Regions from separate parts of the Mus musculus genome. Here region 1 is linked to region 2. Evidence: chromatin contacts called from ENCODE POLR2A ChIA-PET data. All regions are on one chromosome and are shown on one strand. Each heading gives the region's core, a stretch centred on a gene start or an enhancer-like site at or near the end of the contact. The rest is flanking DNA. Distances are from core to core; before and after follow the strand shown.

Region 1 (7,170 bases), core at 2,919-5,418, 93 kb before region 2:
TACTGAGAGTTCACCTGGGGAGCCATTATTAGGACACCAACATTGCAAAAATGTTCGTGAGTGTAAGCTTTTATCTTTAAGCACTAGTTATGGACAGACATTTTTAAGGAGTGACACAACTCAAGAATTGGACAGAGGATGGGGATTTGGCGAAGTTCCAGGTCTTTTACTCCTTAATCCCCACCCTTCAGGCTACGATTGGCAAAGATGAGGGAGGCTGAAGCGGCCCAGGGCCAGGCAGGTAAAGTAACCACGTATTTCACCCCGACCCCGACCCCAGGTCCATACCGAAATGCCTGACCCCTTAGTACCCAACTGCATTAATACCATTGTTTATTCAACAAACATGTTTTGGGCACAGCGAACGTGCCTGACCTGTGGAACAAAGGTACTGTACTTAGGATGCACCCACACTTTAAAGTGCTTACCCTGCCAGGACCACCCCTACTGTGTAGCCCGGCTGTCCAGCCTCCCAGTCTTTCCTCTGATTTCCTTAGGAGACGAGACGTATCTCGACATATTCCGAGACTTCTCCCTCATGGCGTCGGACGACCCAGAGAAACTGAGCCGTCGCAGTCACGACCTCCATACTCTGTGATTCCAGGCTCCTCCCCACCCTGCCCCATTGAAGTCTCCATTAAAGTCTCTCAGCTTGGCTTCTTTCTTAGTTCATTTACTGTGCGCCACCTGGGGGCCCGGCAGAGTGTTTGGCACACTGGCCACCCAGGTGCGGGTAGCCGTGGTTACTCAAGAGGCTAGGGTTTCTCTAAAGGAGGAAGTTGACTAGCACCCGGTGGCTTGGCGGGAGGGGCTTTCGAGCCCAGGGGACCAGGGAAGCCACCGCGTGGGAACCTGGGCTCGCTGGGATGGCCCGAAGGCATCCCGGGAATGCGATGGCTCAGCATCCGCCCCCTCGGGAGTTCCCGACCGGGATCCAACCCGGAGACGTGGATTCTCTCAGACTAGAAGGATGGACTGGAGACTCCATCCTCGACTAAGTTGTACTAGTGAGGTCATGCACATCTGCAGGGAACGCGGGGCCGTCGCGGCCACATCCGCAACGAAGCCTGTGAATCATTCCACCCCCGCTCCAGTCGGCCGGTCCAGCCTGTTCGCCCCATCTCTCGCACTGGCAAGGCCGGCTCCCACCCATAGCAGAGCCCGGCCAGCCCACGGGGGCGTAGGGCGGGGCGCTAAGGGGCGGGACTGTCGCTTAAAGGGCCACTGACCGCTGCCCTTAGGCCACTTCCTGGGGGTGGAGAGGACCTCAGTGCCTGCTGCGACAACCCAGGAAGGCGGTAACGCCCGAGCCCTGAGACACTGTTCCCAACAGAGTCCCGGGACACTCTCAGCTCTGACTGCAAGAGCATCGCCTCTCCCAAGCCATACAGAACTGCTGGCTACCGGCTCCTATCAGTTGCGCCTCCATCTTTTGGGACACACGCCCCTAACCCTGGCTGGGCCTCTGAACAGGTCCTCGGAACCCGACGTGGACTCTACAACTACAAAAGCTCAGAAACTCAAACTGATCCTTTCAGCGTCCGACCGGTGCTCACCACCGTCACCTGCTGGTTGAATTTCGGAAACCCACTGTCTGAAGAGTACAGGAGGGAATCGCTGACCACGCACAATCAGAAGCGTCTGGACCAAAAGCTCCCTGATCCTGTCTGGCTGCCGTCTGTTCCTTTCATCGGTTCTTTCATCCTCTCGGGGATTTTTGTGTCCTGAAGCCCCCAACCACCACCAAAGTAGCTTGGGTGAGCTACAAACTTTACTGTCTTGTTCTCCAACCTCTGCCTCCAACTTAGCAAGTCTGAACGTTACCACCCAATTCTTTCCAAACCCCCAAATATCTGCTTTTTCCTTCTCCTTGCCTGTCTCTTATATTACCCAAAATTTCCCCCCCTCCTGTGTCCTCTTTACCCCCTTCCTTTGGGGGTCCCGTGACCCTAAATGTGGGGGGAACACTATATTCCACTACACTGGAGACCCTGACTCGCTTCCCAGATTCCATGCTGGGGGCCATGTTTAGGGCTGACACCCTAATGCCAGCCAACCTTAACCCGCAAGGAGATGGCCATTACTTCATCGACAGGGATGGCAAGGCTTTCCGGCACATCCTCAATTTTTTGCGGCTAGGCCGTCTGGACCTGCCCCGTGGGTACGGAGAAACTGCCCTTCTTAAGGCAGAGGCTGACTTCTACCAGATCCGGCCCCTCCTGGATGCCCTGCGGGAATTGGAAGCCTCTCGGGGTACACCTGCATCCACAGCCGCCCTACTCCATGCAGATGTAGATGTCAGCCCCCGCCAGGTGCACTTCTCCGCTCGAAGGGGCCCCCACCACTATGAGCTGAGCTCTGTCCAGGTGGACACCTTCCGAGCCAACCTCTTCTGCACTGACCCTGAGTGTCTGGCTGCCATGCGCAACAGATTTGGTGTGGCCATTGGGGACAGGGCAGAAGGAGGTCCACATTTTCGGCTAGAGTGGGCCTCCCGCCCCCAGGAACTCCCTGAAGTAGAGTATCAAAGACTGGGGCTGCAGCCACTGTGGACTGGGGGGCCAGAAGATCGTCGGGAGGTAGCGAACACGCCTACATTCCTGGAGGAGGTGCTACGGGTGGCTCTGGAACATGGCTTCCGCCTGGACTCTGTCTTCCCAGACCCTGAAGACCTTCTGAACTCTAGATCCTTGCGCTTTGTGCGCCACTGAGGGTGCTGCCCTCCACTTGACTGCAGAGGAGGGGGATGAGTCAGCCAAGGGGCCTGTGGCTCTTCTAAAACCTCTTTCTAGTACTGGTGTGGTAGCTATGAAAGTCAGGGATTCCACCATACCTGGCCAGAGCCTAGAGCTGGGGTTCCCAGATCGAGCTGCCCCCTTCCACCCCACAAGACTCACGAATGGTCCAGAAGGTCTACGCGGGGGCTTATCCTGGGAAAGCATCGTGGATTCTCTAGCCTGTTTTTGCTTGAGGATGGGTCCTCTGTATTCAGAAGTGTGGCAAAGTAAGATAGCACCTCTTTGCCCAGGCTAAACCTAGCAGAGCTCTGGCGGGTTGAGCACTAGGTGGGAGGACTTTGACTTATCAAATGTAACCTGCTCCCTAGACTGTGGTTTCCTTTACTGGAGCTGACATCTTATCCTACAGTAACCATTAAGAGGCCAGGACTCTCTGGGAGGTTTCTTTACTATGTTCCAAGCCACCTATTGTGGGACACTCCATCCTAGGGTGACATAGGGAGCAAGGAGAACCTCCATCAACACGGGGGCTAGAGCTCCCTTCTGGAATTCCAGAGGATCCTGTATGGAAGTGGGGCTGGACCATGGTGTCCAGAGGCCTCTTTCATGTGTGTGCGCCTGCCAGTCAATAGATCTGATGCTGCCTGGCTCCCTGCTGTCTTGGTTCCCATCAGTGTTGCTGACTCCTGTGCTTGTGTATTGGTCCTTCTGTGATCTTGGCCTGTCCAGGCCTGTTTGGGGTTGCTTAGAAACTCTCCAGGCTCAGGTACTTCTGTGGTATGTGTAAAAGCAGATTCAGATTTAGTTTAATCATAGGGTGTGTGTGTATGTGTGTGTGTGTGTGTGTGTGTGTTTGCATGTGTGTTTATGCCTGCGCTGCCACGTAGGCAGGAGGGCCTTGTTTGAGTTTGAGTCACACTAGGCCCTTCCTATGAGAGGTAAAAGCCTCTGGGCTTAGCTGGGCCTCTGAGACCTCTGGGAGCTCTTGGTTGCTGAGACAACCATGAGCCTGTTGCTAGGAAATAGCTGGGTAAGGAAGGCCTAAGGCTGTCCTGGGCAGCCAGGAGCTAGAGTTGGGAGAGTCGGGGAGGGTGTGGGAAGGATAGCATTTCTGGGTTCCTGGGCGGATGGGATACACACATAAACATGGTCATCATTGGGTGGAGTCATTCATCTATCACTGTGACTTACAAGAAGAAAAATAAATTGCTTTCAGAACCATGACGTGTAAAGGCCACTATCCCCTTGCAACAGAAACCCTGATTTATCCGTCCTAGAGATACGTTTTAGCCTCCAGTTCTTGGGGGCCCAGGGGTGGCTCTACCGGAGCCGAGGGGTAAGACAATGGCATTGTTCTGGATCAGTCTAGAACCTCCGACATGAAGGGTCAGAATCTGGATCTCAGAGAATTCTGACTCTTCCCTGGTCTGAGGGGGTCCAACTCCTTCCATACCCCAGCAGGCTTCATGTGGGTGCTGGCTCTGGGTGGGGCTTTCTTGGCCGTGGCCAAGGCTTGTATCTTCTGTCGTCTCCAAGATCATGCCTTGGCAAACCGCCTGGCTCAGCTCAATAACCAGACGAAGCCGAAGTGGAAATGGAAGGAATGGGCTTCCCCAGATTTCTCGGCCTTTGCCTTAGGTAATATCAGATATGCAAGGTTAGCTCAGCAATAGTCACCACTGGATCCTAAGGGGGCTGGCGCCCGAGCTCCTAGCTGTGCATCTCAGCCATTGCTTCAGTCCATAGCCCTTTCTGGACACACTAGCCTCTCTCTCTCTTTGGAAGAACTCTGTGCCCTAGGAAATAGGAAAACAAAAAAACAAAAGACAACACAAAACCCCCCAAAACTCTAGAGCCTACTCTAGCTCCTTCTTGTCCATCTCCACAGATGAGGTCTCAATGAAGCAAGTCACAGAGAAAACTCACCGAGTCCTGAGAGTCATAGGTGAGGTCTGGAGAAAACGGACACTTTGAGACTTAGGAAGACCCAAGACGAGACGGGATATGGGGGGAGGGGAGGTGAAGAGAGGGACCGATCTGGGAGGGGGCCTGGAAGGCAGCTCCGATGAGGTCTAGGGCAATATAGCTGTGCTGTGCCTCTCCAGAGAAAAAAGGATCCACCTCCTTGATTCCATTATACTGGCAATGGCTTCAGAAGACCAGGATCCCCCAGTACACCAGGGAAGGTATTGATGGGGAGGGTACCAAGGAGACGCCTAGGATTTGTAGCCCCGTGGGGCATGACTGAACAAGTCAGCCACTGCTCCTTGCTTTTCATTGCAGCTCTTTGTGCTCCTGTCTGCCGTGAGTAAAAGAAAAGGCCGTGGAGCCCCCTGGGGAGCGAAGAGAGTAGGGCGACGGCCTGAGGAGCTTGGGCGGCTGGGAGGAAGGGGTTGGAGGCGGTGGCTTCGCTTGCCAGCGCTGCTCCTATTGTCTCCTGCAGGGGGCAGCACCATCCTGTACAACTGCTCCACCTGCGAGGGCAAGGAGGAGTCTTGTTGGCCCCAAAAGCACTGCTACCCAGGTTCTTTAATCCTCACCCTCCTAAGGCCCCCTAGGTTCCCTGGTGTGATCCACAGGATCATCCACGGTCTCCTGGGTTCCTTGCAGACAGTCACGATCTGTGGGACGCTAGGATTCTGCTCCTATGTATCTTCGGAATTGTCCTGCTTTCGGGTGTTGTGAGCCTCCAAGTGGAGTGAGTTGTGGGGATCTTCCCAACCCCCTTCCCTGATTCTCTTCAGGCCTCCCATCCTCTGTCTCCTTTCAGGTACCTGAACCTGCAAGCAAAAGACTTGTGAAGAGGAGGACAGCTTTTCCAGCCCCAGCTCTAAGAAATCTGTGCCCACAATTTCCACATCCCTTAGGGTGGGAACACTTTTTAGACCCAGCCCCAAAGCCTCAGTCTTTCAGACCCTAAACCTCAGACTTCTGCTATCAATATTCGTGTCAGATGGCCTCCAGGAACCCAAGCACCCACAGCTGGAAAGTCCCTCCCTTTCTGTGTTCCACCAATCAAACAGAGCAGCAGATGATGCCAGGAAATTATCTACAGAAGGAAAGAATCGCTTACCACCACCACTCCCACATCCCCTCTGTCCATTCCCGGAAAGCGGGGGACTGTTGGCCTGTAGATGTTGCTCTAGGCCCTCCAATGACTGATCCGGAATCCGGGAATGAGGGTTCTGGAAAACTCTCTCCCTCTGGGGTGAGACCACATCAGTCAACCCGCTGGCATACAGTCCCTCCATTGTATTAATATTGTGCAGCCTGGACCTCCCCCTCCTTCTGGGCCTGTGTAAATCTGCTGTGTGATGCTTTCCATTCCTGTCTGACTCCATCTGCAACTTGGGCAGGCAGATGGGATGGGAATTCTTAGGAATTCTTGTTAGAGGTGCCCCCCCCCCAATAGATATTTAGCAATGTCTGGAGTCAGTTTTGTTTTAATTGGAGGAATGTGTGGCTGGCGCTAGTGGGTGGAGACCAAGGCAGCTTGCTAGACATCCTGGGACACACAGGAAAATCCTGTCCTAATGTCAACAATTTATGGTGGAGGAATTCTGGTGGTACCGGTCTTCTCTGTATTGGGGGCTTGGGGTTTGGATGACAGGAGATGGAAAATGAAGACATAAGTTCTCGTGGGAGCACTGGGAGCTTTTCATATGGGATCCCAGCCTCCATCTACTTTTCAAACTGGGTGTCCGGAGGGCACACTTGGAGTGGCTTGGACAGCCTCTAAACAGCCTGCTTGTGTCCCCCCCCCCCCCCGGGTGAGTAAAATCGTCCCATGTGAAGCCTTGGTTAGTATGATGCATCCACAACCTGGTTAGAACCACTGGGGTCAACATGCCTTTCCTCTTTAACTTTTGAGATAGGGTTCCTTTGTGAGTCAGGGTTTCTCTGTGTAACAGTCTTGGCTGTCCTGGAACTCACTTCGTAGACCAAGTTGGCCTCAAACTCACAGAGATATCTGCCTGCCTCTGCCTCTAGAGGTGCTGGGATTAAAATTGGGGGCCAGCTCCAAATTTTGTTTTTGAATGTTGTTTAGTGTGTGTGTGTAAGCTTCTGTAGACCACAGCATATGTGTGGGGATCAGAGAACAATGTGCAGAAATCACGTCTCTCTACCTCCACGAGGGTCTTGGACTGAACTCAGATCTTCGGGCTTGGTGGCTGTGATGGTTTGTATATTTTTGGACCAGGGAGTGGCACCATTTGGAGGTGTGGCCTTGTTGGAATAGGTGTGACCTGGTTGGAGTAGGTGTGTCACTGTGGGTGTGGGCTTAAGACTCTCACCCCAGTTGCCTGGAAGTCAGTCTTCCACTAGCAGCCTTTGGATGAAGACGTAGAACTCTCAGCTCTGCCTGCGCCATGACAGCCTGGATGCTGCCATGCTCCCACCTTGATGATAATGGACCTGTAAGCCAGCCCCA
Region 2 (6,672 bases), core at 3,303-5,802:
ACTCTTGCAGGCTGTGTGTGCCATGGCACTTGTGCTACCCCAAGTCCCAAAATAAGTTAAAATGCGATCAAAAACATCTAATGAGAACAGGGCCAGGGACTCTGTGGCTTTTTTGGTTACAGGGTCTGAGTATCCCAAGTAACCAAAACTCACACGTAGCTAAGATAACCTTTAACTTCTGATCCTCCTGCCTCTCTCTCAGGGGAGCTAGAATCACAGGCATGCATTACCACACCAGTTTCTGGGGTGCTGGGGGTTGTAGCCAGGGCTCCCTGTATGTTGGGGAAGCACCGTGCCAACCGAACTCCATCCTCAGCCTTAGAGGCTGCAATTTCAAAACAGCATCCCTGGAGCTGGAAAGATGTCTCAGCTGTTAAGTGCACTGACTGCTCTTCTGAAGGACCTGAGTTCAAATCCAAACAACCACATGGTGGCTCACAACCATCCTTAAAGAGGTCGGACACCCTCTTCTGTTGTGTCTGAAGACACCTATAGTGTACTTACTTAGAATAATAAAATAAATCAATATTTAAAAAAAAAACCACAGCATCCCTGAGTTTGGTCCCTAGCCCCAAAGAATAAAAAGGGATGAGTAAATAAATAAAAATTGGGGATGGTGGTATACATCTTTAATGTGGGAGGCAAATCTCAGTGAATTTGAAGCCAGCCTGGACTACTGTACTATATAGTACTATAGTATAGTACATTCCAGTGAGAGTCAGGGCTACCTGAGACCATTCAAAAACCAAAATGGGAAAGGTACTTGCTGCTAAGCCAGATGACCTGAGTTTGATCCCCACATGAGGAAAGAGAAATGACTCTTGAAAACTGTCCTCTGGGCATGGCTCTTGCTCTGCCATATGTGTACATGTGCATATGTGTGCACAAACATATACACAAAATAAAAATAGAAGAATTTAATATGAGTAAAACCTGGTGTTAGCAAATGCCTCAACAAAAAGCAAGTATTTGGCTTTAAGTGGGTAGGGAATAGCCCTCAAGTTTCTGGTGGAAGAACATGCCAGGTAGAAGAGATTGCAAGCACAACGGCCCTCCAATGAGAGGCTATCATCTACATTGGCCAAATAGAGAGGTTCAAAATGATAGACAAAGGTAGGCATGGGGGTGCATAATATAATCCAATACTCAGGCAAGTGAGGCAGGAGGATCATCTTAAATTTGAGGCCAGTCTGAAATACATAGTCAGTCCTTCCAAAGGTCCTGAGTTCAAATCCCAGCAACCACATGGTGGCTCACAACCATCCGTAATGAGATCTGATGCCTTCTTCTAGCACATCTAAAAGACAGCTACAGTGTACGTATGTATAATAATAAATATATCTTTTTAAAATTTTTTTAAAAAAGAGGAAAACCAAACATAATTTTAAAAAGTAAAGGAGGAAGGAAAGGGGATCAAGTTAGGAAGCCAATGACAGAGGCGTACAGACCATAGAAATAGCAGCATTTCTCTTTGTGTGTCTGTGTGTCTGTGTGTGTCTGTATGTCTGTGTGTTTGTCTCATTTCCAGACAGAGTTTCATGTAGCCCAGGTTAGCCTTGAACTCCATATGTAGCTGAGGCTAGCTAGCATTGAATTCATGATCTTCCTGCCTCTATCACCAAAGTGTTAGGATGGGTGGGACGCCATGCTAGACCTAGTTTACTTTATACTAGAAAGATAATAACATAATGGAAGCTACATCCCAACTTCCTTTCAAAAAAAAAAATTCTGGTACTAAGAATTGGATCCAGGGTCTTAAGCAAGCAAGGCTAGCATTGCATCAGTTCATTTGGATTCTCAGCCTCATCCAGCCCTGTTTGCCTAAGCAGTCCAGGTTGACCTTGAATTTATTCTGTAGCCCAGAAGCAGGCTTTGAACTTGCAATCCTCCTGTCTCAGCCTTGAGAGCAGTTGGGATACAGAACTGTGCCAGGCCCAACTGTTCTGTGATGTCCGTTAGATAGTCAGCAACAACAAAATGAGTCGGCATCTGAATGTGAGCCTGGTGTTCAGAGGAAGTCTGAGAAATGGCTGGGTGAGAGAGATTTGCATACAAATGGCTTTTCCAAAAGCCTACCCCTAGGTTGGAGACATGACCTTTGATTATGCCATAGAGATGTCCTTCTGGTAAAGACGAATCCTTCTTAGTGGTGTCAGTGCGCGCCTCTAATCCCAGCATTTGGGTTGGGAGGCAGAGGCAGGATTTCTGAGTTTGAGGCCAGACTGGTCTACACAGCAAATCCCAGAACAGCCAAGGCTACACAGAAAGTCCTTGTCTCAATAAAATAAATAAATAAATATATATATATATATATATATATATATATATATATATATATATATATAAAACAAAAAACTAATCCTCTGCCTTCACTGCCTCTCAGGAGAGAAGATGGGGCTCTCCATCTTTGCCCTGCTGACGCTCACTGTGTTCTTGCTGCTGTTGGCCGACAAAGTGCCTGAGACCTCCCTGGCGGTGCCCATCATTATCAAGTACCTCATGTTTACCATGGTCCTTGTCACCTTCTCCGTTATCCTTAGTGTTGTGGTCCTCAACCTGCATCATCGCTCACCCCACACCCACCAAATGCCCTTTTGGGTCCGCCAGGTAGGAGAGCTCTCTGCATCCGATCTGTCTCAATTCCTGTTCTTACAGTCAGTCAGGTGTGGGAGAAGATGAGGCTAGCCTGGGCTACATAGTAAGATCCTGTCTGCAAATGACAGAAAGAATAAAAGAAGGGAGGAAAGGCATTCTTGCACTTGGGTTTGTGTCCAGATGCTGCTCCTGCCTTTCGCCAAGCTGTACTTGGCGTTCAGAGCTTAAGGAGAGCTGCAGTTGGCATGGTGAAGGGCCGAGCCTGCTGAGTGGTGAAGCACTGCACAGTTATTTTCCCTTCCCACGCTCATCATTTCATAGATCTACCATGTTCTTCACCCATGTGGCTCATTTGGAGGCCCAAGGAAACATTCTCAGGTTTAGATGCCATCAGGGTAGAAGACTTTGGACCCGAAAAATCAGGATGCCTCCCAGCCTGTTAAAGACTTTTTTTTTTTTTTTTTTACTTTCTGAAACAGAGATTCTCTTTGTAGTCTTAGCTGTCCTGGAACTTGCTCTGTAGACCAGAGATCCACCTGCCTTTTGTCTCCCAAGTGCTGGGATTAAAGTTGTGAGGCACCAAATCTGACCTAAAAGAGCTCTTTTTTAAAGTGTATATACATTGTGTGTGTGGTGTGTGATTATATATATATGTGTGTGTGTGTGTACACATATACATGTGTATACACACACATATATTTTTTACATGAATGAATGTTTGTTTCATGTATGTATATATGTACTACCTACGTGCCTAAGACTTACAGATGGTTGTGAGCCACCATGTGGCCCTGGAAACCAGGGTTCTCTGGAAGAGCAGTCAGTGCTCTTAACTGCTGAGCCATCTATCTGTCCAGCCCTAAAGCTGTGCAGTAGAGGTTCTGCCAGTGTAGCTCAGGAGTACTGTGAGTGCGCATGTACAGGAAGGGACATCTGGGGTGTGAATCCTTAGCTGCTTTCTTTGTGATTGAAAGCATTAAAGCCCTCTGTAATATGTCACTTCTACTGTATAGATCTTCATTCACAAGCTCCCTCCATACCTGGGTCTGAAGAGGCCCAAACCCGAGAGAGACCAACTCCCTGAACCACATCACTCTCTTTCTCCAAGAAGTGGCTGGGGCAGAGGAACTGATGAATATTTCATCCGGAAGCCTCCAAGTGATTTTCTTTTCCCTAAACTTAACAGGTAAGACCTACACTAGTCGCTGGGTGTGGTGGTGCACGCCTTTAATCCCAGCACTCGGGAGGCAGAGGCAGGCAGATTTCTGAGTTCGAGGCCAGCCTGGTCTACAAAGTGAGTTCCAGGACAGCCAGGGCTATACAGAGAAACTCTGTCTCGAAAAACAAAACAAACAAAAAAACAAAACAAAACAAAAAACAACAACAAAAAAAGACCTACACTAATCAATCACTTGGGCAAGGGAGAGCTACAGCTCCCAGAAGACAGTGGAAGGTAATGTGGCCTAGCATCATGGGAGTTGTAGGAACCTTGTCTGTGCTTGCATTGTAAAAAGGTGGCATTTAAAAGTTTAAAGAGCCAGAAACTTGCAAAAGTCTGGAGAGGTCGGAAGGTCTCTCCCAGGTACGGAAGGTTGTTGGAGGAGGCAGCTGGAGCAGGGTTGACAGGTCAACGGGAACTTCACATTCTCTTTGAACCCAGGGTGTGGTCAAACAGTCCCCACCCTACACACACAGGTTTCAGCCTGAATCATCTGCCCCGGACCTGCGACGATTTATCGATGGTCCAACCCGGGCTGTAGGTCTGCCTCAGGAGCTACGAGAGGTCATTTCCTCAATCAGCTACATGGCCCGACAGCTTCAGGAACAGGAGGACCACGACGCAGTAAGTCCAAAGAGTCTGGAGCCTGTGGGCTCATGGACCTCGGCTCCACCCTTAACTTTAAGCTCCGCCTTTAGCAGGCCCTTCCGTTTCTGATTGGAAGTGTGCTTGGTTTGTCCTTCCTGCTTTCCGACTGGTTTCCTTGCTTTCATATCTAGCTGGAGCCTTACTTTTGCGCTACTTATCTTTTTCTCACATTCCAAGTAACAATACCTTGGCAGAAAACTGAAAGGGGTGGGCACCCCAAAACTCCAGACCTGGAGTTATTTATTTATTTTTGTCTACCCTTAGCTGAAGGAGGACTGGCAGTTTGTGGCCATGGTTGTGGACCGTCTTTTTCTGTGGACATTCATCGTTTTCACAAGCGTCGGGACCCTAGTCATTTTCCTAGATGCCACGTACCATTTGCCCCCTCCTGAACCTTTCCCTTGAGGACCCTCCGGTCATTTTTGCCAAATGCTGCAGGTACTCTCAAGCTCAATAGCGCTTGGCGCTTGTAAGAATCTTGTTTCTGGGAAGACGTTCAAGTGAGACTTGGAGGCTGAGCATGGTGCCTTGGACCCACCCGAAATGTCCTTCTACTTATTATTTAGAGTTTTGTTCTTCTGCGGTTTTGTTTTTGTTGTTTTTGAGACAGAGTCTCACTCTGTGGCCCAGGCTAGCCTGGAACTGTGGCGTCCAGGCTGGTCTCAAACTCCCAACAATGTTACTTCCTTAGCCTAGCAATTGTTGGAATCACAGACCTGGTAAACCAGCACACTTGGAGTTTGTTTCTTGAAACTACATAGAATGTCACAGCTTAGATCTCTAGTGAAATAGAATTATAACCAAGTAGTAGACTGTAAGCCTTTTGAGGACAGGAGATCTGTTGGCTACTGAATTATCCCCAGCAATGTGTACAGGTCCTAGCCCATAAGTGCTTAACATTTGTTGAAGAGAGGGAAAATAAATCTGGAAGGAAATATAAATATCGCCTACAATTGCACGTATTAAAATTAAAATGTAGAAAATGATTAATCATTTTTGTCTATTTTTAACTTTCTAAAATTTATTTTTTGCAATGATTACCACCTTTAGAGTGAAAAAAGGTTATTTCTAAAAGTCAGCATTTGCAATAAACATTTAAAAAAGGGGGAGGGGGGGAGTGGTGGTGAATGCCTGTAATCTCAGAACTTGGAAGACAGAGGCAGGAGGATTGCTATGAGTTCAAGGCCAACCTCTGCTACATATTGAGAGATCTCATTCAAACCAGGCATAGTGTCCCATACTTAGAACCCCAGCGTTGGAAGGCTGAGGCAGGACTGCTGTGGGTTTCACCCAGTCGAGGTTATAGAATGAGACCTTGTCTCACACACAACCTTATTCAAGTGCTAGCTCTGGCACACAAACCACTAAACTACTCACTATCTGTTGTTATATCTGTAAAATGGAGCACGTAGTAGTATGTGCCCATAGAGAATTCCTAACAGTATATATCAGAGCTTTCAAACAGGTGCATTTTTTTTTTTGGCTTGGGTTTTTTTGTTTTGTTTTATTTTTTGCCTATGTCCTTGGGCTGTACAGTATTTATTGGTTTGTTTTTAGAGTAGTTGGAATTGAACCCAGAATTGCAAACAGTAGGCAAGTCATCTACCTCTGAGCTATTTAACAGACCTTATTTTTCCTTCATTTTTGACTTCATGGTTTTGTTACTGTTGTTTAAGACAGTCTTGATATAGTCCAGGCTGGTCTTGAACTCTCAGCAACCCTTTTGCCTTACCCTCTCAAATGCTGGGGTCACAGTTTTTCACCACTAGTGCAGCTTTAATTTTTGTTTTGTTTTGAGACAGGGTCTCATACAGTCCAGGTTGGCTGAACTCACTACAGAGCTAAGAACCACTTAAACTCCTGATCCATCTGCTTCTTTCAAGAACTGGGATTATAGACACATCTCACCAAGCCTGGTTTTTGTTTTAGAAACAGAGTCTTAGTAAGTTGTCCAACCTGGCCTTTAACTCACTACGGTACACAGCCTCGAGACATGGTCTCGCTCTGTAACCATGGCTAGCCTGGAGCTTGTTGTGTAGACCAGGTTGGCCTCAAACTCCACTTGCTTCTGCCTCATGAATGCTAGGATTAAAGATATCTTAAATGTGGATTAGGGACTGGAGAGAGATGATTCCGAGGTTAGGAACATTGGCTGCTCTTCTTCAGGATTTGATTCCTATCACCCACATGTGCAACTCCAGCCCCCAGTG

Evidence for each region. ChIA-PET counts read pairs that join two places held with the same protein, here RNA polymerase II (POLR2A).
Region 1: POLR2A ChIA-PET joins it to region 2 with 11 read pairs in embryonic stem cell. The contact joins the promoter of Tmem95 here to the enhancer-like site in region 2. POLR2A ChIA-PET finds 5 or more read pairs at or near these places in 2 of 5 experiments (Patski and embryonic stem cell).

The regions. Positions count from the first base shown.
Region 1 is chr11:69,875,053-69,882,222 of GRCm38, reverse strand. It overlaps Tmem95 (transmembrane protein 95), which reads left to right and starts at 4,168. Exons shown (of 7, transcript NM_001195710.2): 1 at 4,168-4,376; 2 at 4,627-4,683; 3 at 4,844-4,924; 4 at 5,022-5,042; 5 at 5,182-5,262; 6 at 5,349-5,436; 7 at 5,509-6,169. The coding sequence starts at 4,205. The coding sequence ends at 5,539. Kctd11 (potassium channel tetramerisation domain containing 11) reads left to right here and starts at 1,238. Exons shown (of 1, transcript NM_153143.4): 1 at 1,238-3,959. The coding sequence starts at 2,013. The coding sequence ends at 2,711. Acap1 (ArfGAP with coiled-coil, ankyrin repeat and PH domains 1) reads left to right here. Exons shown (of 22, transcript NM_153788.3): 21 at 192-241; 22 at 498-656. The coding sequence ends at 598. Mir6924 (microRNA 6924) reads left to right here and starts at 129; the gene lies at 129-191.
Region 2 is chr11:69,782,816-69,789,487 of GRCm38, reverse strand. It overlaps Zbtb4 (zinc finger and BTB domain containing 4), which reads right to left. Exons shown (of 4, transcript NM_029348.2): 4 at 5,462-6,672. It overlaps Chrnb1 (cholinergic receptor, nicotinic, beta polypeptide 1 (muscle)), which reads left to right. Exons shown (of 11, transcript NM_009601.4): 8 at 2,384-2,607; 9 at 3,609-3,781; 10 at 4,291-4,438; 11 at 4,727-5,452. The coding sequence ends at 4,867. Among named protein-coding and RNA genes, the nearest start is that of Chrnb1, 9.8 kb to the left of the region's middle. Within about 2 kb of position 4,552, at least 1 of the 3 ENCODE cell types and tissues checked has a DNase peak (open chromatin) inside an H3K27ac peak, as active enhancers do.